Linked DNA regions of Mus musculus: region 1 is linked to region 2. The links are chromatin loops, found by intact Hi-C in ENCODE. Cell type or tissue: left cerebral cortex. All regions are shown on one strand. Each heading gives the region's core, and the rest is flanking DNA. Links, peaks and the distances in the headings are about the cores only.

What was found. Hi-C counts contacts between places; a loop is a spot of excess contacts. Peaks named below come from ENCODE experiments on the same cell type or tissue, not always from the same donor. Only the 100,000 strongest peaks of a DNase experiment are listed, where the experiment ranks them.
Region 1: it touches region 2 in a loop (1.8-fold over the local background); 1 of 42 quality-filtered maps calls a loop at or near these places.

The regions. Positions count from the first base shown.
Region 1 is chr2:3,707,834-3,724,128 of GRCm38, reverse strand. Fam107b (family with sequence similarity 107, member B) reads right to left here and starts at 10,671. Exons shown (of 4, transcript NM_025626.4): 1 at 10,493-10,671. In left cerebral cortex, for the core only: CTCF peaks have their summits at 8,483 and 10,795; a DNase peak (open chromatin) is centred at 10,723; H3K4me3 peaks cover 1,439 bases; H3K27ac peaks cover 353 bases.
Region 2 is chr2:3,620,378-3,636,672 of GRCm38, reverse strand. The region is part of intron 1 of LOC108168726; the gene reads right to left. Among named protein-coding and RNA genes, the nearest start is that of Fam107b, 85 kb to the left of the region's middle. In left cerebral cortex, for the core only: a CTCF peak has its summit at 6,748 (motif pointing left); no DNase peak of the experiment used is centred there.

The DNA of each region.
Region 1 (16,295 bases), core at 6,488-11,487, 85 kb before region 2:
CATTGCTGTGAGTGACAGCAGACATCGCCTTGGGATGATGCAACATGAAGCAGATGTCACTACCAACAACTTAGCCCTTTCTAAAGAGCTGGGGTGCTAAGAGCAAGAACCCAGGAGAGCAGCGGTGCTAAGTTCCAGTTTACAGACCACAAGAACTTGTAGAACAAGTTCTCAAAACACACTGCAGCCCAGTCAAGGAAGTGGGCCTTTCTACTAGACAACAACCAACAGCACGAGGAAGAAGGTGCTGAGGAAGAACGGCCCTGTGGATTATCGAGCCTTAAGAGGTGGAACCACTACATGTATACATTTTAAAGATCTGGCTTCAAAGAAACTAGGTATAATAAGGCTACAGCACATTATTAAGAAATGAGGCCAATATTAAAAACGACAGTGACAAATTCAATAGACTTCTGGGCTTCCCCACATCTTGCCTGAGTTTTCGGTTGACATCACTTTCAGTCACCCCTCAGGCAAAGGGGCAAAGGGCCTGGCCTAGCAACAGAAATAAGCAAGGATGGTGTGTTCTACTCAGCTCACAAGGGGAAGCCTCTGAGGTCAGAAAAATCAGGGGGATCCTGGGGATAACCCCAAGAAAAAACTTACAGATCTTCCCACCCAGGTACTTTTGCAAATAAGTTTATAGCAGCCCAGGGTTTTAACTGAAACTTGTAGAAAAAAAGTCAGTGTTCTAACAGGGAGGTCGAAGCAGAAGTGAGCAAGATGCTGGGAGTTGAGAGATAGGGAGACAGTGATGCTGAAAAGCTACTGAGATTTTTGCCTCTTGAACAATGTTCCATTCTAGCATCTCTGCCTCTGGGAGCTTGGAGAGGGAGAGGCTCAAGGAGGGTTGAGGGGGATCAAGTGGGGTCCAGAGGGGTGGGATTTGATTTTTGTCAGGGTCTAGCATCATACCTACTAATCTCTTAAGAAAAAAAAAAAAGCAGACTCTGCAGTTAAAATAAGTCAAAGGAAAACTTTTTAAATTCAAATTGTTATTGTTTTTTCTTCTTAAAACTAGATATTCTAAAAAGAAATGTAGGGTTTTAGTTGTGGCTGTGAACTAGTAAGCTGGATTATACAACAAAATCCTAAAAGATGGAAGATATACTACCATTGAGAAGCTAGTGTAACCATGCTGCAATTCCATTTTAGAAACTTAGAACAATGTGGAGCTAGCGAAGAGTGTCTTAGCAGAGACCAAGGGTGGAATCTGGGTGTAAAGTCTGTCCTTATTCCAAACATCTCATGGCTGTTAAAAAGCCACAGCTCATCAGTGCTTACCCAAGCTAAACACACGTGACCAACTCCGAGCTACTGCTGTGAATGAGTTGTTGAAAATGTCTTCCACAACTCCAGAATACTTGTAATACATAAGGAATCCTTCTTCGATACAGGATATGAAATCTTCTAATAGGAATGTCACATAGATAGAAAAAAACTTGTTCAAATATGTACTTGGCACAAAGAATATCTAATGCAATTATATAATCATCTTTAAAAATGTATGATGCCTAATTAAATTCCATCCAGTAACAGTAAATTCATAAATAGCCTCAGGGTACTTCATACAAAAATGTATTTCTGGTAAGCATCATATTTAAAACATAACTCAAGCACGCAGCGCTGCCTAATGGCATAATTATGTGCTTTTAATCTGGTGCCACTCTGATGTTATGCCTAAGAAAACTGCCCCATAGAAGGATCGCTTTAAGATGCCATCATCTCCATGGGGCAAAGCCAAACTGAAAATCCACAACAAACACTTTTCTTAAAGTTACAAATTAAGATTTATCTGCAAGCCTATGTTCTCAGCCCTCTCTGAAGCTGAGCTGTGCAAGCTTTAAATACGCAGTCAGTAGAGTCCAGCAGGATGGGATGGGAAGAGCCAAAGCCTGGACCTTACCTCAGCCTCTCGCCCTGGACAGGCTCTTTAGTCCCTCAGCACTTCAGGCCCCTCCCTGATCAAGCACCAACCACAGACGCACCCTCATGGAATCACTTAGAAGAACACGAAAGATAACAATGTTTACAGAGCCGTGCATCGGTGAGTACTATTTTTATTAATGTCATCTTAAGGTACATCCTAAGGATGCTTTTCCCATCAGCAGAGTACATCCTTCTAAGAAAGGCCAAGAATGCCCCTTAAAAGCATATGACTTATAAAACATATAAAACAATGAGTGGGTCTCAAAAAACACTAACTAGCTGAACAAAGTCAACCCAATGGTATACTGTATGACTCCGTTTGTCCAAAATTTCTGAAATGGAAAACTCTGTGGAGACAGAAAGTGAGCCCTGGTTGCCGAAAGCTGAGAATGGGAATGGGAGCTGACTGTGGAATCTAAAACTGAATCAGGATGGTGGCTGCCAAGCCTACAAATTATGAAAAAATATGGAACTATACATTGATAATGGGTACATTCAATGAAATGTAAATCCAATTTCAACCAAGGTGTGCTGTGAAAAAGACATATATTCACATGAAACCACACCCATCTGCCATCCTCGTTCAGAGGCAGACAGTGGAGCCAACGTGAGATGAAAAGGCGGAGGGTCTCAGGTGTGTCCCATCTCCACTTCCCAGCCTCTCCCAGCACAGCCTCTCACCTTCTCTGCTCCTTGGTTTCCCCATCTCTGATACAAGAGTAAAGCAGTACTAATCTCAGAGAGCACAGTGTATTATAGAGACAATTCTCAGCCATTCGTTCTCATCCAGAAAATGACATCATCGTTTGCCTGGTGTCTGGGACCATGTGTCACTCATGATTCTTCTGCTAGCCAATATCAACTCCAAATAATTAGCAAGTCATTGTGGCCCTATCTTCAAAATATACGATCCAGCTACTGGAGCATCTACTTCTACCAACCTTCCTATGCCTGTGCCGGATGCTCAGGCACCACGACTCACTCCAGAGCCACAGACAGGCAAGGCCTGACTCTTCCAGCCCCTTCACAGGACCCTCCCATGGGGTCTGTATCAGCAAGTTTCCTCACCAGAGGGCCTCATCTGGAAGCCTTGCTCCTGACCACCCACCTGGCTCCATCCACATTAGCCTTCTTGTGGTTCCTTCTATAGCAAGCACCCATGGATCTTAGCCCCTTTGCTCTACTCAGAGAGACTGGAGTGGGTTGCACAGACTTGTTGCATTTGTTCAAAACTCAAATAGGACCCTCACCCAATTAAAAGCATCACTTCCTCTCCAGCAGGTTGCAGCCCTGAGCTGGGCTTGTTTCCCTGGCAGCACAATGAAAGAGCTACCTGGTCTGTGTATTCATTTACTGTCTATCAACACTAGCATGCTAACTCCAAAGAAGTCTGTTCTAGCCCCAGATCCTAGGGACTGCCATATGGACTAGAACACATCAGCATTCCTAAATACTGAATGAACAAGGTTCACTCTACTACACAGGACACGATCAAAACCTTTGAGTTGGTAGTAACTATGTTGCTATCACTGTATTTCACAGATAAGAATATAGGATCCCTAACGGCCCATGTCAAACTTTAGTGTATAACATTTCAGGTTCCATGAACACAGAGTAGCTGAACTGGTCACCACAGCAGGACCTATAGGAAATGTATTGTGTTCTCCTTATCTGTCCAGGCCCTGTCTCCTTACACCATCTCCTAAGGCGTAGCCCATGCTCTGAGACACTCCCCACCCAGGGCATGCTCTTCTGCAGCCACTGACCCGCATAGGATGCATCGTTAGTTATAAAGGACATGGGGGTAACATAGGCAGAGAGATAGAATGAACTCAGCTAACAAAGGAGAAAGCTCAACAGCCTGTCTCAAACCATGCACTAACTCCCAGGAAGCTGGGCTGTAGTCTAGGCTTCTCTCTTTCAGGCATGCTATACTGCTCTGTGCAACCACTGAAGAAGAGAGAAGAAGAAAGAGTGTGGAGGAGAGTGGACAGGACAGAGGAAAGGAGGAGGGAGGGAGAGACTGCGGATGAACTTTGGTCACACTTGTGCCCACAGTGATACCTATTTCAAATGACATCAATTATTGTAGGGGAGGCACATTATGCATCTACATAGAGATGTCCACGATGGCATTCTTAACTTTGTCCAGGACATAGGAATTTTCATCTCTCTACCTTGGAAACTCATAAATAACCTGTACTCGCTGAAGACTATGGGATTTTATCCGGTGAGTATGCAAGTCTTTAAGTCTCATTAGCATATATCAGGCAGCTTAGAGACCTGACTTTTCCCTTCCCTCTCAAGAGTGCACACCTTAGGAACATTGGTGTCAGGCTTCCACGGCCTTCACTCTTATTTTTTTTTCTTTTTTTTTTTAATTAGGTATTTTCTTTATTTACATTTCAAATGTTATCTCCTTTCCTGGTTTCCCCTCCGAAAACCCCCTATCCCTTCTCCCCTCCCCCTGCTCACCAACCCACCCACTTCCACTTCCTGGCCCTGGCATTTCCCCATACTGGGGCATAGAACCTTCACAGGACAAAGGGCCTCTCCTCCCATAGATGACTGACTAGGCCATCTTCTGCTACATATACAGCTAGAGCCAAGAGTCTCATCATGTGTTTTCTTTGGTTGGTGGTTTAGTCCCAGGGAGCTCTGGAGATAGTGGTTAGTTCATATTGTTGTTCCTCTTTTGGGGCTGCAAACCCCTTCAGCTCCTTGGGTCCTTTCTCTAGCTCCTTCATTGGGGACCCTGTGCTCTGTCCAATGGATGGCTGTGAGCATCCATTCTGTATTTGTCAGGCACTGACAGAGCCTCTCGGGAGACAGCTCTATCAGTCTTCTGTCAGCAAGCTCTTGTTGGCATCCGCAGTAGAACCCAGATGTCCCTCAACAGAGGAATGGATACAGAAAATGTAGTACATTTACACAATGGAGTACTACGTAGCTATTAAAAACAATGAATTTATGAAATTCTTAGGCAAATGGATGGGTCTGGAGGATATTATCCTGAGTGAGGTAACCCAATCACAAAGAACACATGATATGCACTCACTGATAAGTGGATATTAGCCCAGAAGTTCGGAATACCAAAGATACAATTTGCAAACCACATGAAACTCAAGAAGGAAGACCAAAGTGTGGATACTTGGATCCTTCTTAGAAGGGGGAACAAAATACCCATGGAAGGAGTTACAGAGACAAAGTTCAGAGCTGAGACTGAAGGAAGGACCATCCAGAGACTGCCCAACCTGGGGATCCGTCCCATAAACAATAGCCTTCACTCTTACAGACCTCATTATGACACTTCAGGAAGGAGGCCAAAACCTGAGTGCAAGAAGAGAAGACAACATGGACATCCTAACATCACAGCCAGGTAATCTTTAAAATGCTCCAGCGAACATGACAAGAAGAAAAGCAAGGTGAAGAGAGGGATGGAGCCCTGCCCTCTTCAAGCATCCCTATGGCGCCCATGGCATGCTGCCTTACTAAAACGCTCAGTTACAAGGCTGCGCGCAATGCCGACTCTGCTCCGAAGCCCTTAATTGGGTTTTTTCACTACTGAAGTTCTTGACAGACTTGGAGAAGAGCCCTCTTTAGCTAAATGGCTGGGGAACCATAACTAACTCTGCAGATTGTCCTTCCTTTCTGCTCACAGCTTTGCTGCGCTGCTTCGACGGGGTCCATTCACTCTGTTTTTTGCTGTGTTCTGGGTGTCACAGCCACGAGATCACCCCTAAGGCCAATAGCATAGAGGCTTCCTGTTCTCTTCTAGAAGTCTTGTGGGAACACCTATCTATCTACCAACAGGTTGCAGGTTTTGGATCAATATAGTATACACTTACAATAGAATGCTACTCAGCCTACAGTATGCTACAACCTTAATCTTGAAGGTGTCATACTGAGGGAAGGAAGCCCATTGCACAGGAGCCAGGGGTGCACAGTCACATTTCTATGAAGTATCCAAGAGTCAAGCTCACAGACTCAAAGGGAAGAATGACAGCTGAAAGAGGCTGAGGAGAGAAGAAAAGGGGACTTCCAGTCAACAGCCGTAAAGTTTCAGTCAAGCTATCACTTTTAGAGAGTAGCTGCTCAGAACCAAGCCTGTGGTTAGCAGTAACACACACGACCCAGGTACTCTCCTTTGTCTGCCTCCCTGAACCTAGATTACAATCATCCCCTGCCCAGGGGCTCTGTACATGGGTGCTGGCAAGCCGTTCTCAGGTTCTCATGTTTGTGAAGGAAATGCTTTACCAACTGAGCCATCTCTCAGCGCCCTATCATGACAAACTTTTAAGTGCACTTTTACAAGGCCACAGACACTGACAGGAAAGCATCAACAACTTGGTGATTGGCCAAGTCTCAGGGACCATGCCTTGGAATGCCACTGCCTCAGGATGGTCTTTACCTACCGCATCATAGGAGGTCAGTATTACCAAGTTCACATTAGCCTCACAAATTAGAAAAGTTCACAGGGGCTATGTGACTTACTTAGAGGTCATCAAACTGTAAGCTGTATTCTCTCCTGTTAGAGAGAAGTCTTAATAACTCATTCTTAGGAAGCTTACAGAGGCCCCGCAAATTCCCTAACTAAAGCTTTCTGTGTCTCATGACCAGCAAAGGCTTAATCAACAGCAGCCCAAGGAGGGGGGCTGAGGAGGGCCTCCTTAACCCCTGCAGCAAGCTCTATTGCTGCTCCATGCCTGTGGAGTGTGGAGTGAGTATTACTGTCATCAATGCCAGTGCACATGTCCTTTGTGATCTCACATAAGTCACACATACACACACACACACACCACTACATACGGCAGGCCAACCACAGGCCCAGCTGTACAGCTGCTCGTCGCCTGATACTCCACTTTGAGTGACATCTTTGCTAGAACTGTCCGGCATTCCTCTGCTTTAAATGCAGCCCTATCCCCTCTTCCTTCCTGTATTCCAGCTGAGTTTGGGAACACTCTCAAGCCAGTATCTATTTTCCCACAAGCTCCTCTAGCTGTCTCTTCATCTGTAATAGAATTTCCAGAAATGGAGGGAAACACAGCTGTAGTCTGCTGATCTCTGTGTGACACCAACACTCATTTCTCAGAATCTCTAAGTCAGGACACCACATCACTACAACAATTGACTCCCTGATGGCCCTACTGACCCCTTCAGTGGGGACAATGAAGCTGCACTAGAAACTGTCCCAATATCCCAGCCAAATTCTAGACAAAACACAGCAGTCTACCTCATCAGTTAGTTCAACTATGCCCAGCTAGCCCTGGGCAACTCATGTTCCCAGGGTATCCCAAGTATCTGCCTTACAGGATTAGGAACGTATTCCCCATGTTTCCCTGTGGTTTCTCTCATTCTTCCTAAAGGAGCTTAAATCAAACAGTGCTAATTCCTATTCACAGCTCTGAAAGTCTCAGCTATTAAATAACGTGGGGGTCACTTTGTACAATTCTTAAAATATCATCCTCACATACTCTGCCACAAGGACCAAGTTCATCTTGTTAACTACAACAAACTCAGTGTCTGGCCTCCTCCAGCAACCTCAGAAACAGCCCCCATTGATTTACCATTTCCAAAGGTAACCCAAGTCAGTTTCCCAAATAAATGTATTCTTTCAGGGGTGAGGCACCGATGGATAAAAGCATTCATCCCTTTAAGTGCACTCAGTAAGTACTCACTGTGAGGAAAAGTTCAGATGGAAAAGGCCCAGCACTTCTCCACAGAAAGGAAAAGAGAAAATAAGAGATTGCTTTAAACAGGAAAAGCAAGAAGAGGAAAAGATTAGACCGGGGAAGACACAAGGCTATGAGTAGTTCCCGTGGGACCAGCTATACATAGATCTTCACTCTACAGTAGCTTTCCCAGTATGGAACCAGTGAACCCCAAAGCTGGCCAGTTTCTCTCCCCAGTACTTCTAGACTCACCAAGGTATATATGGACTTCCACAAACATCTTAAAATCCAGATCTCACTGAACCAAACTCCCAAGTCTGAGTTCTCAAACCACTCCTGCACAGCGTGTTCCAGAGGGAAGGGGCTTTTAGACATCAATAACCCCAACTAAGCCACAGTATTCAGTCTGTGTCCCCCCTTTCAGTGGAAGAAAAAGTTTTCTATCCCTCAGTCTCACAGAAGAAAAAAACAAAACTGAAAAATGAAAAATCCTTCTTCCTTTGCTTGCAGCATTTTAAACAAAACTCGGAGCAATTAGTCAATTAGTAAGAGCACCTGCCTTCCTTCTGGGCAAGAACTCGATTGCTCTGGGTGTGTCTCTAGAGTACAAGTCTTTTATGTACTTCAGGAGCGGGCTCTCCAGCAACAGCTCTAGCCCTACATGGGACTCCTAAAGTCTGAGCTGAGGCCCAAGCTGCCTGTACTGCTCACACAGCCCAAAGCCCTCAGAGGGGTAGGAAATGAGACTGGGCACACGGCTGTTTCCTCCTGGACCTTCCATCCCACTCGATGCTGTTAGGAAGTACATGACTAGAAAAGCAACAGAAATCACTACGGAGGGCAAAATATTCTGCCCACCACCTAGGGGACAACCCTGCAACTACTCCAAGTGTGCATGCATATTAAGGAACCCAAAGCAGATGAAAAACTGCAAATGGGACCTGACAGCACACTGTCCCAACCTCCTCCTATGGTGTCTCCTGCTTCAGAAATGACTGCAGAATACTTCATCATCTCTTGAGCACCCTGCCTCTAAAGGGCTGTCTCAAAGGCTTCTTTCTGCTTTGCATACTAAAGAACTCAAAGACCAAAATTTTTACAAGGGGAAAATATAAGTAATGACAAAGATGTCCACCGGCCAAGTACGTAGCTGAATGGCCTTTTAGACACTCGAAACTCTTCACTGTAATGAAAACATATTTTACTTTCTCAACACAAACTTTCTGAGATGTGCATGAGGCACATGGAAAACACGGCTAGTCTTTCTACAGGCAGCTCTTTCCATCCTGGATTTCTCAGGATTCTCAGAACTTTTCACAGTAAAAACATTTATTTACCTTTTAAACGGTCCCAAGCTACTCCTGATATATATCTATCTATATCCATATATGGATATATGTGTGTGTATACAGATATAGATTTAGATATACCCATACAAATATATATATACATGATAAAGTCTTTTGTGTTATCTCCAGTGAAGTGCAAAGCACATTACTTTCCCTTCATCTTCCCGCCTCTCCCTTCTGAATAAATAGTTACTGGCAAAGCTCTGAGAAAATATATTCCAAAACAAGTTGTTAGTATAATCCTCTGTGAAAGCAGTAAAAGGAACATTGCAAAGTTATCATTATTAAATGTCATGCTTTAGACAAGTATAAAGGTTAGGAATTAACAATGTGTTCATTTAGACTCTCTCTCTCTCTCTCTCTCTCTCTCTCACACACACACATACACACACACACACACACAAACTTCCCTGCCACCTATAAAGCAAATACACCTTCATCCTCAGGGTATGTGTGGGTGGTGGCCACATGAGTGACCTATCTTCTGGTTTTTAATTTATCACAAATATATATGATTATTAATTCAAAGTTGTAAAGCCTGAAACTCCAAACACTAAGGAACCGTCCCTAGACAGGCATCTCTGACAGGATTTAGAGCAACTTTAACATGTCCAAATGCTAGTGAGGTAGCATGCCTAGAGAAAGTGTACCTGTTAGCAGGGAGGCTCAAATTCAGAAAGTCAAGCCAAACAGGGCTCCTTCTGTTCCCCTGTTGGCGCCTCCAGTATCACCCCCCATTCTGACTAAGTAACCTCACTTAGCAGTCCTGGACAAAAATCTGAGAAGGGATTGGGATGGCTGGTGTGTGCACTTCATCCTCTCAACAGGAACTCTCTACATTTCAAAGAGAGCTGGGGACGCTTCACTTCCAGCACACATGTCAAAACTTGGCTCTTATACACCAGATTACCTCCCAGTCATCCAGAAATGTTTCAGGAGGCAATCACTGAGTCCCCCAAAAATGTGGGGACTTCTGCGCTGACATCACCCAAACCCCCTGGCTTGACCGGACTCCAAGAGGCACAGCAGAGTCCAACATAGAAAAGTTACTTGCAGACAGGAAACAGTGTCACTACCACCTTTCAAAGCAGCACGACCCCGCCTTTGTCTGCCGGGTAGGAGCCGGCTTCGGGACGCTGACCCTGTCCTGCTGCCGGGACAGGCAAGGCGGGCATCTGGCCCGGGGCGCGCAGCCACTGCAGCCTGGGTCTTAAGGTCTGGGTCTGCAGGGCCGAGGATGCAACAATGAACCAACCAAGCAGCAGCCTGGATTCCCCCCTCTCCAGGGGGCCCCTCCGCCCCGGCGCCCCTCGATCCGGGCCGCCGCCCGGGCCCTGCACCCTAGACCTCCCCAAGCAGCGCAGGGCCACCAGGCTCCCCGCTGCTCGCCTACGCCCGAGGGACCGCATACCCCAGCCCGCCCTGCAGGCCAACGACAGGGTCCCCCAGGCCGGGGTCAGACACCCGTCGCTTTCTCCCGGCGGGCGGCCGCCTTGCAAGCCCCTCGTCTTTGTGTGAGAAGTAAGTGTGGGGCCAGCCTACCTCGCACAAAGGCGCGCTGCTCCCTGGCGCGCTCCGCTGCTGGCGTTGGTACCCGGCACCTTAGCCACCGAGGTGGCGAGAGGGCGGTTCCGACGGCGGTTGCAACGCCGGAGTAAGAAGCCCGTCCGGCTCGGGGCGGCTCTCGCACCCGGCGGCCTCGCGCGTCAGAATTAAGTGGCGGGGCGGGCCGGGGACGGGGCGGGGCCGCTGAGTCATCACTAAGTCACGCCCAACTCCTAGGCCACGCCCCCGAACGGCCGACCACGCCCCCCGAGCTTTCAGCCTTGCTTTGCCCTAGTGGACTCAGATGAGAGCTCTGGATCCTTGGTCATGTGGCAGGGGCCTCTGTTGTGCGGGTTTACTTTCCTTTGCTTGGGTGCCCAGGAAAGGACCAGGAAGGTGGAAGGAAAAGTTGTCACCTGTCTAATGGAAGGTGTCAGCTGCAAGTTCACGGGGCCCACAATTTAAAATTCATTATGCATCTGCTTTTGAGTTTATTTCTCATCTTTCTGTCTCTCCTTTGTATATGTGTTTCTCTCTGTCTGTCCCTCTCATGCTCTGTCTCTCTGTTTGTCCTTCTCTTGCTCTCTCTGTTTCTCTTTCTGTTTGTCCTTTCTGTCTCTCTGTGTCTTATGTCTTTATGTATCTGTAGCTCTCTTACTGTGTGTCTATGTCTCTATGTTACTGTGTATCTCTTATTGTATCTCTGTGTTCTCTCTCCTTTTTGTTCTCCCCCACCCCTTTCTCTTCGGTCTGTTGAAACCCTGCCAAATATTTTTTTTGGAAGAAAATCAAAAAAGGAGTTTGTTATAATTACATAAAGTCACAGTCAACTGAAGGCTCAGAACCCACTGACCTGGGCTTTCCTCTCCACCCTCACCAAAGGGCAGATGGAGAATTTAGATCAAGGAAGGACTGATCTGATCTTTAAAAAAAAAAAATCTAATTTCATTCTCTAGCTCTCCTGAATTGTTTCCCTGCCCTACCCAAAATTCCAAGGGTGCCATTTACATGAATCACGAGTTCAGCCATTTACATGAATCACGAGTTCAAAAGCAGGCCCTGTCTCAGGGTGAGAACAAGGCCAGCAGGTTGATGGATTCCATACCAAAGCCTTTTCATTTTCTTGGCAACAGATGACTAAGGATTTATTTATTAGGAAACTTTTCTGACTCAAAGAGCTTAGGTCATATTTGCACAGGGGGAAAAATGCTGTCAGTGGATTTCAATGAGCAAATTACCTATTCCAAATGTTTCAGTCTTACAGAGTCCTCTTAGCCAGCTCCTGGGCATCCTCCCAATCCAGGAGCAATAGACACACTCACCCCAGGATTCACATTACTTCACATTAGTCTAAAATACAGCACGTAATAGTGATAACTTTGCAATATTCCTTTGCCGCTTTCTCATAGAGGTAAGCCAACAATAATTTCCTCAGAGCCTTCCCAGTCCCAGGGGCTCTCTGCTGTGCTTCACTCGCAGTCTTCTGCCATTCACCCCCATGCATGGAGTTTCCTCTCCCCCTGATGGCTCCCTAGTCTCCAAGCAGAGGGATCCTGCCTAGACTCCTACCCCTACCCACACTGACATCAACTCCTAAGTTCTGAATAGGATGAGCAGCTATCCCCTCCCCATCTCCGGTAGTGCCCACCACACTTGCCTCTGGGCTCTGTGACCACAGTATGGTAATGGTGTTCTAACTGGTCCTAGCCACCATTGTGTCAGGGTCCCAGCTGCTTTCTGGGTGAACTTTTAAATCAAAACTGATCCACCACTGCTGTTGCTGCAGCAGGTGCTGCTGCTGCTGCTGCTACAATATCTATTGTTTTAGCTATTTTTCCTGCCATTTTGACAAAACACCTGATAGAAACAGGGGAAGGAGGGTTTACTTGGGCTCACAGTTTCACAAGCTTGTGTCCTTCCCGGTGGCTGGTGTATCCAATGGTGACTTTACAAATGAGTGTCCAGAAGCAGACAAGAATAAGAGTAGAATAAGCTGCCAGTTATCATTTTCAAAAGCCCACTGCTAGCAATCTACACCCTGAAAATACCGTAGCCCCCCAAGCACCACCACTGGCTTAGAACACACACTGAAAGCATGAACCTCTTAGGAGCATTATAGATCCAATGTCTAATGTGTAACAGGTTCCCAATTCCTGCTACAAGGTGAAGTTCAAGCTGCTTAGTGCAGTCCTCCAAAGGAAAGTACCCTTCCCTGAAACCACCTTGACCATGGTCCCATGCTCTTCCTACACCCCTAAGCACCTGGGGCTCTGCTCAGCCACTGTGCTGCTGCTCTGTGACCACTGACAGTGGGATTCTGCCTCTGCCTGGAATACTTCTAACCACTCCCAGCATCCAAAAGTCTCGCTGAGTCTAAGGCTCCTCTGAAAAGCCTTCCCTGACCTGCTCTAACTGAATGGGTTCATTCTTCCCATCTGACCTGAGCACAGCATTGTAATTATCACATCACTGTTAATATGCACTCCCTGAGAGCATTTTGCGCCTGACATATAAGCTTATCTATACATCCTTGGGCTTAATTTAGCATGTGCCATATAAGAAGTGCTAGGGCCTAGATTGTATTCTCTCCTTGATATACAAATTGAAATCCTGACTACCCCTATCCCAATGGAGCAGTTTGCCAATAGTCCCTAGATAGAAGTAATTTCAGTAAATGGGATCATAAGTTTATTATTAGTGACTCTCCCTGTTGCTGAAGCAGGATACCTGGAAGGAGCAATTTCAGGAAGAATGTATTCATTTTTGACACATAGTTCAAGGGGACATAAATACCTCTATAGGAAAGGCATGTAACAGGGGTGTGAGGTGGCTGTTCACACTGTGCCAACCATCCAGAAGCAGAGAGAGATGAACGCTGGTACTCAGCTCTTCCTCCCTTTAATGTGGTCCTAGACCACAGCCTACGGAACAGCATCAGCCACATTTCAGGTGGGGCTTCTCGCTCAATTAACCTAACCTTTATAACATCCTCACAGATATACCTCAAGGCTTGTCTCTGGTGACTCTAGACCCTGTAAACCTTACAGCCACTATTAACCATCAAGACAATCTTATAGGAAGGAAAGTGACAAGCTCCCTTCTCCTCCCAATCTCTCTCTCTCTCTCTCTCTCTCTCTCTCTCTCTCTCTCTCTCTCTCGTTCTCTCTCTCTCTGACACACACACACACACACACACACACACACACACACACACACACATAAACGGATACCCGGACAAATGGACACACAGACACAAGGACACAAAGAGAAGACAGCCATTCAGAAACCAGAGGCCTTACCAGAAAACGATCTTTCTGGCTTCGTGACTCTTACATTCCAACCCCCACAACTGCATCAAAATAAAGTAAAGGGCCTTATATTCATATACCTCTCAGTCTGTGGTATTCTTGTGTGGCTGCCTGATCAAATGACCTAAGAAGCATTCTTTGGACTCTCACTTTGGTAAGACGCTATCCTACCAGTGCACCTGACTTGTCCCTCCAAAACAAACTGGACCAGCGTCCATGATGCCAAGCCATTGGGTAGACTGCCTGAACATGATAAGTGAACCTTCCCTGCCCTCTCAGAGAAATGGAAACATATGGTTTGTTTGGCCATCTGAGATAAAAAATGCCTTCAAAGCCTGCCCTGTGGTATTGGGTACCACATCTTCTTTAACCCCAAAACAAATAAGAATGAGAGAAAATATTTACTTTGATTTCTTTTTTAAATTCAATTGACAGTAGACAACAGCCTTGTATGAAATCCACTTTAGGAAGCCAAATGCCTCACAACCCTGGGGGAACCACAGGGTTCTGATCCAGGTAAGCTCAAGTAAACTAATTTAATTTGGTTATCCCTAGAGCCATTGTGGGCAGACCATGGAAATAGGGCTTTAAAGTTAGAATCATTTATGTTCACAGCTTCACAACATCCATCACAGTGCCGGCATCACAGTTAGTGGTGATCAGTGCTTGTTGCCCAGGTGAACCTGGAACTTCTGAGAACAGCTGGACATCCTAGAGTACCCACTCCATGGGGGGCCTTGGTAGACTGGCTATCACCAGATGAAGCACAAAAGGAAAACTCCTCTACAGGGTGTTCTGAGTCACCTAACCCACCATGATGACAGATCCTCTCATCTTCCATTACTGGAAAACGTATGTAGTCACCTGCAACTTAGCACTCATCCATAAGGTCACTTGTGAACTTGGCATTAGTCTTGTGCACTTACTGTGATATGAGGGAGGAACCTCAAATTGATTCCCCAAAGAAAACTAAAGAAAGATAAAAATAAGCATTTGGGCATTTGGGGGCATAAAGTAAAGCAAAATCAATTTGGATTAAGACATGCTGGGTTTTGTCCTTTTTTTTTTTGTCATTTTCATTATGCATCATCATGCAGCCCATACTTTGTATCCTAACCATCATGTGAGGGGGCTCTGAAGAAAGAAGCATAATTGTGCCCTAAAAGAAGTTAATCCTTGCATATGTAGAAATCTTTACTATGTCTCATGTGAGTTAATAATTCACTCAAAAAAAAAAAAAACCAAATACAATTTTCATTTTGAAATCCTATGTGGAAGCCATGACTTTTACCCATATCATATTTTCTAATGTCTACATTCATTACTTAATGCATTGTAACAATTATGTCAAACCTTGGGTCTTAACATAAAGATGAGTAATTTGCTCACAGTGCTGTGACAACGTAGACACGGCTCAGCTGTGATGTCTCCATCCTGTTCCGTGTAGCCTCTGTTTGGCTCTGTCATTGGAGGGCATCCAGGGATTGGTTTGCCCTGAGTAGCCTTGAATGCCAGAAGCTGGCTAACACTGTCAGCTTGGTCACTAACCCTGTTCACTAGGTCCTCAGCATGATCATCTAACTCATCACTAGTGGCAGAGTCTTTCTTCCCATACTACTTTGGAATATACATTGCAATCCCAAGCTCTTCTCTAGCTATAGATGCCTTTGTGTAGTAATCGGATGGAGGCAATACTCAACTGAGGACCAATCTTCCCAAATGACTCTAGTTTATGTCAACTTGACAAAAACTAATCAATAGGACAATCGAGGGGAATAGTCTCCAGAGATGTATGCTAATTAATAAACAGCCCAAAATCATTGTACATTAAACCCACAAGATAGGTTTGGTAGGTCTGATAATTTATTGTTGGTCTTATGTCCTAAACTGATAGACCAACAAAAATATTAAATTTCTATATATTTGTCTCTTCTTTAATAACAATGAGAAAGGAGCTAAAGAAGAAAGGCTTTAGACAAGACATAAGATTGATTGGGTTGTAAGCCAGTAGGTATCTAAAGTTCATTCTATAGCATATTAAATACCAACATTGTGGGGCTGGAGAGATGGCTCCGTGGATAAGAATGCTGACTGCTCTTCTGAAGGTCCTGAGTTCAAATCCCAGGAACCACATGGCGGCTAGCAATCATCCGTAATGAGATCTGACATCCTCTTCTGGTGCATCTGAAGACAGCTACAGTGTACTTAGATATAATAATAATTTTTTTTTAAAAATACCAAAATTGTAAAGCAAAGTACTGGAGACTAAGTGGTTTAGAATACCACTCATATATCCCTCAGCTCAGATCCACCCTAACTAGTTTCTCTGAAAAAAAAAAAATCACAAAGAAAATTCAAGATATTGACAGGGTTTGTGGTCACTCTCCCAGTCATGGAGCCTAAGGTCTTCTTCTAAGCTCATTTGGATCGACGGCAGAATTTTCTGCCTGTGCTTGCAGCACTAAAGTTCGTGGGGGTTTTGCCGGTTGTCA
Region 2 (16,295 bases), core at 3,998-8,997:
AAGAGCTGTAGTGAAGCCATGGAAGCTGGGACCACTGTGAGCAGACAGAAGCAGGAGGTGCAAGGTGCACTGAACACTAAAGGGGAGTGTGAGAGAAAGCTAGGGATGTGTGGCACCCTGTGTAAACACTAAGCAATGGGCACTGGTCTTAGAGGAGGCATGGGGGAATAGTCTGACCCATACTGCATGTGTGTTGTCCAGAGAAACTCACCAGTTAATATTCTCACAGACTGACATACAGAGAGAGCTTTATTGTGATGGCTTAACTAAACAAGAAAATGCCCTCATAGCATGCCCAGAGACAGCTTTACCAGCAACCCTGGCATCCCTTAGTCCTGAGGAGGAGACACATAAATTAACTCTTGTGTATATTGTGGAGTATCTGATAGCCATGATGCAAACATTTACTTAATTCGTGAAGTTGTGTAAGCCTCTAGAGGGACTAAAAGTTGCCCATCCTGAAGATTTGTCTGGCAACAGTGTTGGGTCTGGATTAGGGTACTTTTTCCTGTAAGTAAAAGGATAATGGGATCACCTTAATGAGTGAACAAACAAACACAGAGATGGAACTGAAAATCATTATAAAAGTAATTCAGGCCCAGAAACCAAATATTACATTCACAAGTGGACCAGTGACTTTAATTCATGGTGTGTGTGTGTGTGTGTGTGTGTGTGTGTGTGTGTGTACATGTGAGTGTGTGTGTGTACATATGAATATGTGTATATACATGTAAATGTATGTGGACATATGAATACGTGTGTATATGTGTGTACATATGAATGTGTGTGTACATGTGTGTATGTTGTGTACATGTGAGTGTATGTGTGTACATGTGTGTATGTTGTGTACATGTGAGTGTATATGTGTGTATGTGTGTGTATGGGTGTGTATGTATGAGTATGTATGTATTGTGTGTATGTAAGTAAGGCAATAGGTTATGAAACTATAAAGCGGATTCTGAGAGATGGAAAAGAGGTCTTAAGAGGGTTGCAGGGGTGAGGGAGAGGTTACAGACATGGTATGTCATGAAGCAGAACAGAGGCTTCTGAGGAGGAGACCAGTGTGGGTGTGAATCAACAAAAACAAGGTATGAGACTGAAGAGATGCTCAGACAGTAAAGTGCTCACCACTCAAGCCTAAGGACTTGAGTTCAGTCTCCCAGAAGGCAGGTGAGAATGGCAGGCACTGGTGTGCACCTTTAGCCACAGTACCAGGATGCTACAGATGAGAGAACCCATCTGGCTTGCAGACCAACCAGCCTAGCCAAATCTGGGAGAGATTCAGCAAGAGACCCTGTCTGGTAAAAAAGTGTGGAAAGTGATAGAGAACGACCCAAAACCAACCCCTGGCTACCACATGCATGTATACACACGTGTTCACACATACTCATAGCCATACATGCATTTGCACACACAAAGGAAAGCTATATGTATGAACTATTATAATAAAACCTGTTACTTTGTATGCTATTTTTGTTGTTTAAGACAAGGTCTTGCTCCATAGCCTTGGCTGGCCTGGAACTCACAGAAATCTGCTTGCCTCTGTTACCCATGTGCTGGGATGAAAGGCTTATAGCACCTCAACAAGCTGCATACTAATTTAAAAAATAACAATTGTGGTGGTTTGAATAGGTTTGACCCCCACAGATTTTTGTGTTTAAATGCTTGGCTCATAGGGAGTGGCACTATTAGGAGCTGTGGTCTTATTGAAGTTAATATGACCTTGTTGGAGGAAGTGTGTCACTGTGGAGGCAGACTTTGTGGTCTCATATATAAGCCCAAGCTACATCCAGTGTCTCTTCTGCTGCCTACAGATTAAGAACTCTCAGCTCCTCTAGAACCATGTCTGCCTGCACACTGCCATGATGATAATGGACTGAATCTCTGAAACTGTAAGCCAGTCCCAGTTAAATGTTGTTCTTTGTAAGAGTTGCCTTGGTCATGGTATCTGTTCACAGCAATGAAACCATAACTAAGACAACAATAATAAATATTAAAGAAAACAATAAAGATCACTTTGATGCAGGGAAATCACTGACTGAAGTCAAACGCAATGCAGAAGAAAAAAAAAATCAGCTGCTGAGGAAAAATCCCAGAAGAAAGACTAGTCTTTGAAACTAAACCATTACTATAATAATATTATTTTATTTGGGGCAATTCATGGAACTTAAGAGTGTTGTTGTCATAGTGAAGGTGTCTTAAGACTGGCATTGTCTAGGGCACTTTGGGGGTTGAAAGAGCACCTGGCCCCGTTCCTCATAACTTTCTTTTTTTTTTTTTTGTTCTTGTTTTTTTTTTCCATTTTAAATTAGGTATTTAGCTCATTTACATTTCCAGTGCTATACCAAAAGTCCCCCATACCCACCCAGCCCCACTCCCCTACCCACCCACTCCCCCCTTTTGGCCCTGGCGTTCCCCTGTACTGGGGCATATAAAGTTTGCGTGTCCAATGGATCCACCCCATAATCAGCATCCAAACGCTGACACCATTGCATACACTAGCAAGATTTTATCAAAAGGACCCAGATGTAGCTGTCTCTTGTGAGACTATGCCGGGGCCTCATAACTTTCAAGACTCAAGAAATATGGAATGGAGGCTCAGTCCCTTACAGAAGCCTGAAGGCAACTGAGCGTCTATATCTGACTGGATGCAGGGAAAGGAACTAGTGATGACCTCAGAGGAAAGTCAATTTTTAAAAAGTATGTGTTCTGAGGCAATGACTCGCTGGTCAAAACGCAGGGATTGCTGCTCAGGTCCCCAGAACCCACCATATAAATGCCAGCCTAGGAAGTGGAGACGGGATTCCCAGAGCAACCTGGCTAACAAGACTGGACATGTGGGCAAGCTCTGGGTCTAACTGAAAGACCCTGCCTCAATAAATACGGTAGAAGAATGCTTTCGAATGGTTCTTACATCTCCTTCAGGCCCCCACATGCACACATGTGTACAAGCACCCACACATGAGTACCAGGTACATGTATAAGCGTGCACATAGGCACACATGAAAATGGAAAAAAGAAAAACAATTGGAGGTGCTGACTCAGACGTGGCAAACATGCTGGTTTGGTGGGAAGGAAGTTAAAGAAGCAGCCTCGTGTGTGTGTGTGTGTGTGTGTGTGTGTGTGTGTGTGTGTGTGTGTGTGTCCCGAGCTGAAGCATCGTGTGTAGAATGCTGGACTACCCAGAACATCCATCTTCTGCTGTGAGCAACAGTGACACACTCCTTCCCAGATGTTGAAACAGACTGAATAGCCATTTTCCGTTGGCAGCTCCAGCAGCCAAAGTCATATGAGTAGCACAGGCCTTAGGTACTCTACGGTCCCAGCTGGCACAGGCCTTAGACGAACTGTAGGCCCAGCTGGCCACTTGGAGGCTGATTGCAAAAAGAAAACGATGACAGAGAAAATACAGTCTTGATCTGGCTTCCCGGAAGGCACAGCACAGCAGCCAACATGCTGGGTGCACATTCGTCTCACGTCACCTGGAAGCTGGCTCCTGAGGCTCTGCAGGAGCAGGAGCTTCATCTTGACAGAAGGACCAGAGGCGGTTACAGTCATGTTTTCCCCCGGAAAAAAAGTCTCTGTATTTCTATCTTTTAATGAAGGTCTCTTGGAGTAAGAGGTTTATTCTCTGTCAGTCTGTTCTCTCTCTCTCTCTGTCTGTGTCTCTGTGTCTCTGTCTGTCTCTCTCTCTCTCTCTCTCTCTCTCTCTCTCTCTCTCTCTCTCTCTGCCTCTCTCTCTCTCTCTGTGCATGTTTTGTGTGTGTGCGGTTGGGTACACATATATGTTTGGGAGTGTGCATATGGAGGCCAGAGTCTATCCTCAAGTGTCTTACTCAATCACCCTCCTTTTAATTTTTTTTTGGGGGTGGGCACAAGGTCTCTGCTGAACCCAGAGTTCACTGACCTGGCTAGATTATCTGTCCAGCAAGTCCCTTCTCACGCCTCTACTTCCCCTGGACTGGGATTAAGGTTCACACTGCTGTTTCTGGTACTTTTAAATGGGCCTAGAGAACTGATCTCAGACCCACCCTTATGAGTCTGTGGCGAGCATTTTACCTACTGAGTCATATCTCTAGCCTGAGAAGTTCTTCAATGTTCTAATCTCACCTCAAGTTAAACAAAAGAGAGCATCCATCATCTGTTCGAAAACAGACTCTCAGGAATTCAGGGCTCCAGGCTGTGGCAATAGCTGCCCTCTTAATGGCACAAATAAAAACCCTTCTGCTTGTTTTATTTCCAATTCTCTTATGTAGAATGTTGCGTACATTTCAAGAATGTGTAGGGATTATAATCACTAAAATGATTTCGTACACATATTTCATGAAGTCCTCCTAAAAACAAAGAAAAACACAGAACTTACATACAAAACTATTATAAGGTTTGTGTCTGTCTGTCTCACTCTTTCTCTGTGTGTGTGTGTGGGGGGGGTTACACATACATGGCTATGCAGGTATGTGTGCACATTCATGGGGAAGCACACACAGGAACACACACACACACACACACACAGGAAGGCTATAAAATGAATGAACCCTAAAGATATAACACTAAGAGAAATCAAACATAACAAAGATAAATGCTGTACAGCTCTAGTCATGTGTGATACTTATATACAGACAGACAGACAGACAGAAAGTACAGAGGACCTAAGCCAGGGCTGGAGTAGACTGATTCACGGGAATAATTTAAGCTTTGAATTGAAAGAAGTTCTAGAGATGGGTAGTAGATATGATTGGAGTTACTGAACTACACCATTAAAAATGGCTAAAACATTTTATATTATGTATACACACATGGCTTGTGCATACACACACACACACACACACACACACACACACACACACACAAAGAGTTTGGTTCTCATTCACTCAGGGTCCCCCTCTCAAGTGATGCCGTAGGCTGCCATAACCACCTTTGACCTACTGTTCCATCAGGACATTCTCCTCAAGGACATAGAGAAGGACTTCCTCTACTCCTCTGCACTCAGACAGTATGTGTGTCCACATACCTGCCAAGAAGCTCTAGCTGGAACTGTGTCACCAGGATCAAAGGAATAATTATCCCCTGAAGGATGTCAAGAGACTGCAGAGGGGAAGCCCTTCCTGCAGAGAAGGAGGCTCTCCTCCTACAGCCGCGAGCTCAGCTCCAGGCATCTATTGACATTCAAGGATGCTGGTCTCATGGAGGACTAACCCTCTAGTGCCTTCAGAGGACTGTGGCAGCTAGGAGAAACTAATGGACCACTTTAGCACCTTAGCTGGGCAGTCCCCAGTGCTTTCTCTCCTTTTCTGTCTCATTCTTCAGTCTATTAAAAAAAAATCTCTTTTGCTGCTTCAGCCACAAGCATGGCTCTCACCCCTTACATCATCATATTGGTGAGATATGCAGACATTGTGAAATTTTATTTCAAAATACCTTTTAATAAGAAGTCATGAATCTCTTAGTGAGTCCCAGCATCTAGGGGCAAGCTCAAATTCATGAATAAAAATGTGCAAATCCAGACCTGGCTGTTGAAGGCACAGCATCCGTTAATAGTGACAAATGGCACAGCCTTTAGCTCCCAGTTACTGACAAGCCAGCCACCCTCGAACAGTCCCAATGCTGGCAGTTGCTCTAGCGTCTGCCCAGTCTCTTACTTTTAGGAAGTGTGAACCCCAGATCAACTTGACCATTTCCCTTTCGCTTGACTCCATGTGCATCTCAGACACACATCAGCCATGAAGACATGTCGGGGTGCTTCCCATTTATGACCAATGGTGTCAACATGCCCTGGGGAGCAGGCTTTGAGACCATTGGCAAGTAAAAGACACATTTAAACATTAGCTACCAGCCCTAGCAGTACATTTGATGAAAAAAATGAATTAATAAATTGGATTCTACTAAATTTTTCTTACTGTGTGTCCATGTCCATGTGGATTTGTGTGTGCCTGTGCCGGAGATTGGTATCAGAGGACTTCTTCAGTCACTCCTTCACTTAGGTTTTTGATACAGGATCTCACTGAACCTGGAGCCAAATGATTGAGTGGGTCTGTCTGGCCAGTGAGCCCCAGGAGATTGTCCTGTCTCCTTCCCCAGCCCTGGGGTTACAGACAAATGCTGGTGGTTTACCTGGGTATTTTATAAAGGTGACAGGAATAGAATCCCATTCTCCTTGCTTGTGCAGCAAGTACTTTGCCACCTGAGCCACCTCCCAGGCCCTAAAGTTAAAATTTTCTAACCTGTGAAAGACCCTGTTAAGAAGACGACAAGCCACAGACTGGAGGAAAATTTGCAAAACACACAGCAGGTAAAATTCTGGTGCTCAATATACATTTAAAAAAACTCTTAAAATATAACACCAATAAACACACTATTCAAAAATGGGCAGAAGACAGCGAGGCATGGTGGCGCACACCTTTAATCCCAGCACTCAGGAGGCAGAGGCAGGCAGATTTCTGAGTTAGAGGCCTGCCTGGTCTACAAAGTGAGTTCCAGGACAGCCAGCGCTACAGAGAAACCCTGTCTCAAACAAACAAACAAACAAACAAACAAACAAACAAACAAAAAATGGGCAGAAGACCTGAACAGACACTATGTCAAATAAAAAATCCAGGTAACGACCATGCAAATGGTCACTGGAGAATTGCAAATAAAACAACAATGAGATACTATGGAGGAGGGGGGCCTGGAGGGTTGGCTCGGTGGCGAGGAGCCCTAGCTCATCTTTCAGAGACCCAGAACCCACATTGGGCAAGTCACACCAGCCTGTAACTGTAACTCAATGCCCTCTGCTGGCCGATATGGGCACTGCACTGTCATACACAGATACCTACACACACACACACACACACACACACACACACACACGAGAGAGAGAAAGAGAGAGAGAGAGAGAGAGAGAGAGAGAGAGAGAGAGAGAGAGAGTTTGTTGTGTATTTTTTTAAAAACATAACACTTTAAACCTGTTAGAAGGGTTATAATCCCCCACACTGACAACACCGAGTGTTAGCAAAAACAAGAACAAGAAGAACTTTGAGTACTATTGGGAATGCAAAATGGTACAGCCACTTAACAAGACAGTTTGGCTGTTTCTTACAAAATCTACATAATCCTACAAAATCACATTTCATGTGATCCATCAACCTCACTCCTCAGTGTGCACCAAAAACAAGTGGTACCACGTCCTCACAAAACTCTGCCCATGGAGGAGACTTTACTCATAATTGCTAGACATTAGAGCCACCTAGATGGCCTTCAAAGGAAGAGTGGATAGCTTGTGGTTTCGTCACACAACGAATTATCATTTGGGAATTTAAAGTCATGAGAAAACAATGGGAAAATGCCAGCTGTAGATCAATATGTAACAAAGCTGCATGCTGTATGCCCCTAACCACGGCCAAGAATCTCTGAATGACAGGATGCGTGCCGAGAAAGTGTCACTGGGTGATGTTGTCACTGGAGAGCTGTCACAGAGTGTGCTCACATAATCCTAGGGGGTGCAGCCTGTTATACATCTAGGCTACATGGGATGGCTTTTGTTCCCAAGCCACAAAGTTGTGCAGCAAGTGCCGGTGACTGGACATGATTGTACAATGGTGTTTTGTATCTAAGCATAAGAAAGGTACAGTACGCATATAGAATAGGGGCTGGAAAGCTCAGTGGTCCAGGGCACTGTCTACTGTTTCAGAGAACCTGGATTTGATCTAAAGCTTATGCATGCCATCTCACACCATCTGTAACTCCAGTCGCAGGGAGATCTGATGCCCTTTTGTGGGCACTGGGCACACATATGGTATACAGACATACATGCAGGCAAAACACTGATATATAAAATATTAAAAGAAAACAGTACATGAGATTTTGTAAATGGTAAACTTGCATAAAATTCTTCCCACAACTAGAGCTTAAATTGGTGATGGAATATGTCACCACACACTCATTACACACACTCACACAGGCAGACATATACACAAAAATAATTTCTGTGGTGAATGTGTAGGTGAATGGAGAGTGTGAAACCCTGGACCACTGCTGTATTCTGTAGACTGTTGACCAAATTCATAGAAATTTTTTTTCAGTAGTAAATGAACCTGAACTAAGTATAAGATTTCATGTCACATACTTTTAAATTTTTAATGTTAAATTTTTTTAAAATCTCATCTATAGGTACTGCCTTTTCACTCCTCCTCTCCCACCTCTAACTCCTTCCACTTGTGTACCTTCAATTTCACATTTTAACCCTTTTGTAATAACCATTTCAAATATATCTGTATATTTTGTTTTCATATTCTATCACCATATTATTCTGAAAGTGTTTTACTTTTTAATTAAAATACAATTAATCATTTTTCCTCTTTCTTTTGTTCCCTCTGGTTTCTCCCAAATACCTTTCTCCCTTACTCCCTCTTGAAATTATTACCTCTCTTTCTTGTTAATGTTTTACACACACACACATTGTCTATATATGTGAATATATATGCATATATACGTATATATATATAATCTTCAGTGCTTTCTAAGCACTAGGAACAGTGATTGTGTTGTAGACATGTCAAAAGATAGTGTTGCATCTGAGCGGGACTATTGGTTGCTTCCTTGCTTAGAAGCTTACATAGCACCTTCCAGAACTGTGAAAGCTAGTCTTTGGGGAGGTAGATTCTTTTTTAAAGTATGTTCAGGGCTAGAGAGATGGCTCATCAGTTAAGAGCACTGGCTGCTCTTCTAGCATCCACATGGCAGCTCACCTCTAGTTCCCAGGATCCTATGTTCTCTGTGGCAACAAGCATGCATGTGGTGTACTGGTTTACAGGTAGACAAAACCCCCAATGCACATTTTTAAAAATTACAACAACAAATACGAATAGTTTTCTAGTTTTTAAGCCTTTTAAAATAAAATCTCTCTCTCTCTCTCTCTCTCTCTCTCTCTCTCTCTCACACACACACACACACACACACACACACACACACACACACACACACGACAGCATGTATCTCTCTTCTTCCTTCACAGTACACTGAGAGATCCTCAAGGATAATGAAACTCATCTCTGAGGTGACAAGGTCTTTTCCTAGCTCCCTCCAGAGTTTGTGCTTGGAGCGCTATTGAAGAATTATCATTCTGTTCAGAGATATGCCTGCAGTGGATTACTTTGCTATTTTCTGGTTTTTGTGGTTGAACTGTTTATAAGCAGACAGAGGACCATAAACATTCGATAAACACTCTTCTCAATAAGTAAAACCTTTCTGGATTGAGATGAATGTTTTCAAACTGTGTTTTAAGATTTCTTTATACTTATTTTATGTGTACAGGTGTTTTACATGACATGGGCATGTAGTGCTGAGGAGGCGAGAGGAGGGCAGAGATGCACTAGAACCAGGGTTATGGGTGTCTGTGGGCTACTGCATGAGTGCTAGGAAATGAACTCTGGCCCTCTGCAAGAGAAGCACATGGGCCATTAGCTTCTGAGCCATCTCTTTAGCCTCCCCATCTTCAAACTTTGTAAAGTATTTGAGGTCTTTAAAAATCAGCTAAGCCCTTCACTGTGGGTTTTCTTGGAAGCTCTTTTTCTTCTCCCTCAAATCTCACTTTTCCCTTGCTTTACTACACAGTTACAGTTCTAACAATGTCAGTCAGTCATCCAAAATCACCTCTCAGGGCTCCTCAATGTCATCCTGTCCACTAAAATTGCTCATCATCTCAGCCACAGCTCTGTTGAGTTTTGCAAATGTGTCTTCATCAAGTAATTCTTGAATGCCTCCTCAAGATGCCTCTCACATACTCCCTGATGACATTACCTCAATCCCAGGCAAGGCACTGAGTGTTGTCATAGATTCTGTTATTCTTCCAGAATTAATCAATGTCTTCTGAGCGTCTGCCTCACTTGTAAAAATAGCCGTAATGAAGGTTCTCCCCATGTAGCCAACCTTCAAAGCTGCTATGATTCCTCAGCCCATTGTTTGGATCAAAGAGCTATTGTTAAATGGGGAAGCTACTAGATCCTTGGAATGAAGATCATTAGTAAGAGGAGACTATGCTGGAGCATTTTTAACAACAAGCACATCTTGAAGAACATGTTGCTCTCCAAACATTCTTTCTCCATTTTTCTGCTATGGCAATTTAAGGAGAGTGTGGGCTTCTTGGAAGACATGCTGGACCAGCCCTGATTTCTTATTGCTCCACTAGTAGTGTGAGCTACTAATCTGGGGTAGAGGAGTCCACATTCTCATTAAGCCAGATCACAAAATCTCTCTATCTAGCCTGTTACATCATGCCTATTATGGTCTGGTCATGAAGTGTCTGTCCTCCTAAAAGGCTCATGCCCCTGATGCAAGCAGAGTTCAGAAGTGGCATTTGGGAAAATGATTGGCTCATGAGGATTCTGACTTCATTAATGGATAAACACAATATGGTTACTTGGGCATTTGTTACAGCGATGAAAAAAACCTGAATAGCATAGCTCGCAAGCAAGACTGTGTCTTTGTCTCTAAATCTTTTAAACCTACATTGGCTGAACCCCTTATAGATGAAAGCCCTTTCAAGCATCTCTTCACAGCATAGGAGGCTTCTCCCCAATGAAGACTGTGCTGCTCAGCCATCTTCCCACCTTCAACTCCTGGAGAGGTTCCAGATTTTCTTTAGCTGCCTTCCTGTCAGCACTTGCAGACTTGGGGAGACCCTCACTAAATCACTCTCCCTTTACACAATGAAGAATGATCCTTCAATCACTTGAGCTACCCAGAGTTAGTTGGAAAGGTAGCATCATAGCTGGGTGCAGCTGTTTCTGTCGATATCACAAACGAGCATTTCGATTTGGCTGTGTTCATCGCCATGTTGATGAGATGCTGTTTAGTCCTAAATGCAAGTCTCTAGAAGTTTCTTCATATCCTTGAATTTCTGCCAGTCTCATTGCTTTCAATGAAGCAAATCCTTTCTCACAGCTTCTATTACTTGGCTTTTGCTCTTCAGGATCACAGCTCTGGTGGGGTGGGGCATACCTGACTGGACAGGACCCACAGCTGCTTTTCCACTTTCATAGTCCTTGATCAATGTTAGCTTCATTTGCAGGTGAGCCACTCAGTGCCAGCTCATACTGGCAACACTAGTGCTGGAGATTTGGTGCTTAAGGGTCACGATGAGCAGAAAGGTATAAGATTAAAGCAATCCCAAGAGAAAAATGAAGCCATCGAGATACCCAATCAATAGGAGACACACGAAGCTGTTGCCAGCATAGCACCGCAGAGTATCCCATAATAAACATTTTGTTAAACAGGAGTGCACCCAAGAAAGGCAGTGCAAACAGATAGCATAACAAGTACATACCCAGCCGTACAGTCTGTATCATGATCAAGCATCATTTATTACACATAACTGTGTATGCTGTGCCATTTCTCTATCCCCACATGAAGCTTTATTCACCAGCATCACCACAAGCGTATGTGAAACAGATCTCACAAAGACTGTAATGGCTGTGGTGCACTGGGTAATGTGAACTCTAAGACTGTGTATGTCTAGTCCCTTGTCCACTGAAATACTATGCTTCACATGACCTTATATACAAAATTGGAAAGGAAAAAACAAATAGGTGTTACCGTAGCCTTGAAGGCAGGTGTGAGGAATCAAATGGGTGGGGAACAGGAGAATTTTAAAGCAGCTAAATTATCCAACACAATCCCATGAATTTACATTGTGTTGCTATCAAAAGCACACAGAAGAGGGCTCAATAGATGGCTGATGGCCCAGATGTTAAGAGTACATACCACTACTGTAGAGGACCTGAGCTCAGCTTCTAAGACATCTGCCTATAACTTCAGCTATAGAGGATCCAGTGCCCTTTTCTAGCTTCTGAGAGTGCTATACTCTGTATACAAACCCACACGCGGACTCATATGCAACTAAAAAATCCCACCCAGAGAAGCTTTTGACAATTGGGTTACTGGGGGAGGTCGAGTCAGTTTTCCTTGGGAATGTGGGCTGTTGGACTAGTAGGTGCTCCTATACCCACAAGCACACATAGGCAGCACTATGTGGACTCAGTGAGTTGTTCTTTGTTTCTAAGAGCCATGAAATTGGTAGGTGAAAGGTATGTAGTGGATATATAAAGAAGGAGTCAGAAGAAAGATAATAGCGATAGATTAATCAAAACACATTAAATTCAGGGATAAAATTCCCAAAACAATCAAAAAGAGATTTAAAAAAAAAACAACTTTTTTGAAGACTAGACACAGAAAATAGGCTCCTCCGAGTGAGTTCTAAAACAGTCTGGACTTTAGCCAGCCCTACTGTATCTGCACTGCTCATGGATCATTACGGGAAACGTACCCTCTGTTCACTCAAGATTTCTCTAAAAGTCTATACATTTAAAGAACTTACAGAGGAATCCATAAACAGTACTGAAGCCTAGGCCCCACCTCAGATTCTGATTAGTTTCTAGTGGCCACATGGGTTCTCCTGAGGAAGTCTGATGCTTAAATTCACAAATTATTGACAAAGAGTATGAAATCCCTACCAACACCCACTTCTGTGTTTACCGAGTTAAGAAACAAGACTTTGAACCCTTAGTTGGTCAGCATTACCTAAGCGCACAGACTCGGGCTGGAGAGGTGGCTTAGTGACTGCAACACTTACCTTGCAAGTTTGAGAACTGGAGTTTGGGTCCCTAGCACTCATTTAAATGCCTGTCTAGCATGATAGACCACCTGTAACCCCAGCATTTGGGGAGGTAAGTCAGAGGACCCTTAAGACAAGCTGGCTAGGTTAAGATTAGCAAGGTCCAAGAGCTCTGGCTTTCTGCAAGATCGTGCCTTAGACAATGAAGTTGAAAGTGTTATCTCAGAAGACACCCATCGACAACCTCTGGCCTACACAAACATGTGCACATGCACACAGAACAGAAAAATGTACAACCATAATACATACACACTTATGCAGAGCTCCACAGACTTATTTTACTAATAAAAGGTCAAAGAAGTACAAATGAAATGACTAGAAGCTAAGATCATTGGCACAGGATCTAAGGTTTAATGAGTTACCTAACTGGTCGCAACATTGCTGAAAAAGGCTTAGGGTGCAAAACTGTCAGAGATGCTGAGGGGTGTGTGTGTGTGTGTGTGTGTGTGTGTGTGTGTGTGTGTGTGTGTATGTGTGTGTGTGCATGCTCGCATACCTTGAAGTTATTTTTATTGGCGTGATCAGAAAGAACTTGAACCCAAGTAAGGGTTTGTTTGGCAATCTTGCTTTAAGCAATTTCCTTAAGAGCGGTGGTCACTAAAAACTGTGTTCAGTGGGCATCTTAGGGAAGTGGTTCCCAACCTGTGGGTCACAACATGAGGAACTGTATTAAAGGGCCACCGCATTAGGAAGGTTGAGAACCACAGCCTCAAGGCTTCCTATCTTTTTCCTGCACTTTCTTTCCTGTCTTCTGGATTTCTGCTACAGCCCAGTCCTAGGAAATGGAGTTTCAGGGTGGTCTTGTTTCTCCATGTCATCTCCCCAACACCAATCCCCTGCTATGATTTGCCTCAGTGTACAGGTTTAGGGTTTCATTACAATCCATGTTCTCACCTGGCTAATTGGGTTAAGCAAACCACATTAGGGTAATGGAAGATAATGGATTATTGTGTTACCCTTCTCTGCAACTGACAACATGCATCAAATGTCTGCACAATGCTTCTGTCCATGGCCCAGGGATTCCACAGAAGTCTGCAAGCTTTCTCTATAAGTGTGTTTGCTTTATAGTATGGACAGTGTAACACAGAAAGCAGGTGATTCCTCACACAAAAAGGTTACTGTAATCATGCGCCATTCTGGCTCCAAGGTGAGGGTTGAGGGTGCCCACTGAAATACAGAGGGCAGGGCTCATGCTGATCCCTTGCTGTTTCTACAATGAGAAAGTGGGGTACAGGGAAAGTCAGGCTTCATGCTGGTTTTCCCTGTTCCATATCAACTCTTTGGAAACACAACATGTTAAAAGTTAAAAAAAAAAAAGAAGAAGAAGAAGAAGAAAGGAAGGAAGAAAGGAGGAGAGGGAGAGGGAGGGAGGAAGGAAGGAAGGAAGGAAGGAAGGAAGGAGCACATCCCAGGACCAAGAATCTGAGGCAAGTAGATCTCTGTAAGTTCAAGGTCAGCCTGTTCGATAATGAGTTCCAGGCCGACTAGCTCTACATAATGAAACCCTCTATGGGAGGAAGGAAAAGAGGAAAGAAGGAAGGAAGGAAGGAAGGAAGGAAGGAAGGAAGGAAGGAAGGAATTAAAAAGAGGAAGAAATGATGGTGGAGAAGAAGGAAGGGGAAGAGGGGTGAGGAAGGGAGGGGAGGGAAGAAGAAAAGAGGAAATGATGGCTGGTAGAGATCTTGACTCAGAATGAATTAGTAGCTAGAATTTTAAAACAAGATAAAAGTGGCTGGGACTATAAAACCCAGGCTAGGGTGGCTCAAAAATCCCTTCTGTCACACCTCAGTGGTCTATGACATCCAGCCTGGCGGTCTTTGATAGAAGGCAGAGGAAATTCAGATGGTGTCACAGGGAACTCACAGCCTTGAACCAGCACCACAATCCTACCTGAACATCAGACTCACTCCCAGGATGGGGAGTTGGGGAAAATAAGGCAAATTTGAAACATTGAACATTTATCCAAACAAACCGACTTTAAAGACTATTTTGACTGCAAAAATCTGGGAAATGTTTCCTTTCCATCTCAAAATAGTGTTAGAGGTCAGAGGAATACGATTATAGCAGTCCTTGAAAATAAACTCTGTTTTATGACTTCTCCTTGGTAGATATGTTCACGACAGACCAAAGAACTGATTCTGTCCAAGTCCAGGGAAGTGATGAGTCTGTTGGGTTAACTTTCAGGAAAATGAGTAAGGAGTTACTCACAAGAAGATGGGTGACTCGAAGACAACCGCAGCACCTAAAAGGCTGGCTGATAACTCACAACAGCTGAGGCCCTAGAGCTCTGTCCTGCAGGCAGCTCCACAAAAGATTAGCATCGTCTTGAACAACTGTGAAGGGTTCCCTGATAGGCCCGACACAGCAAGCATGGAGTTGGCAGGTCTTCTCTTTTCCCCTTCCCTCTTCCGTGCTAATCAGTCAAGATTCCATTCCTAAAGCTAGCCCCCAAGGTCCATTTCCTTATTTTGGCCACTTCCTTATTCCTAACACTCCAAGGTCCAGCTATCAAGATTCATATTTTGATTATACTGGCTAAACAGGACTTACAAACTTACCCTAGCACAGACTTCCCTTTTCTCCTTAAAAAACTCACTGCTTGAAAAAACAAACAAACAAACAAACAACAACAACCCTGCTGCTTGCTGTCTGCTTGCTGTCTGCCTTTGCCTGTCCCAGAGGCAGAGCCCAAACTTGTACCAACTGCCCTGCTTGCCTCTCCAGGGTAATAAATCTCACTTGTGCTTAGAACTTGGTGGCTGGAAGTATTCTGAGCTGCTGAAGTATAGATCAGTATCATCCCTTCAAACCATGTGCTACTTTTATAAACTTAGGGCATACCCTTGTGAATCCTGTTACCTTCATGGAGTTCCTGAACTTCCTAAACTTCCTGAGCTTCCTGGAAGGGATCCTTTTGGCTTCCTGGTACTTCTGCACCTTCACCCTCCTTCCACAAAGGAGTGCTTCACTTTGGAGGAACTAGCTATAAATTCCTCTCTCTTCCTTCAATTGAGGGGTGCAGTGTTACATTTCCATGGTCATCAGATTATTCACACATGTGGCCAAGTTCTTCCTCAAGAGTGAATGAAGGATCCTTTCACAGAGCTAAACCAGAGAAAAGACCGGCAACCATTGCTGATGGATGGTTACAGTAGGAAGGCCTCTGTGTGCCCATCATCCGACTGTAACATCATAAATAAGTAGGCACACCCTAGAATTCCCAGTCTCTGTTTTTGCCTCTTCTCTTAAGGGTGAAAGCTAGGACCAACAGACACTTGACATGGCTTTGGACACAAGAGAAAAGGGAGACATGGGACTCAAAAAGACCCAGATGATCTAAGGAATCAGATGTGGGGAAATATTAAAGATTTGGTAATACCTTCAGGGAGAAGTCTCAAACCAAGGAGAGGTGACCTACCAATAAACAACCAACTGAAGAGCACCTTTAGAAAATAAAAGTCGTTGAAGTTAAAATTAAATGGGGAGATTAAAAGAAAAAAATAAGAAATAAGAGAAAGGGATAGAGAAGAGAGGAGAAGAGACGAAGACAAAGATTTGGTAGGTCATCTAACACTGAGCTAGATGCTTCCTGTGCGGACTGTTCAGAATGGTAGTGAAGACTCTGGCTTCCCCATGGGTCACTTCT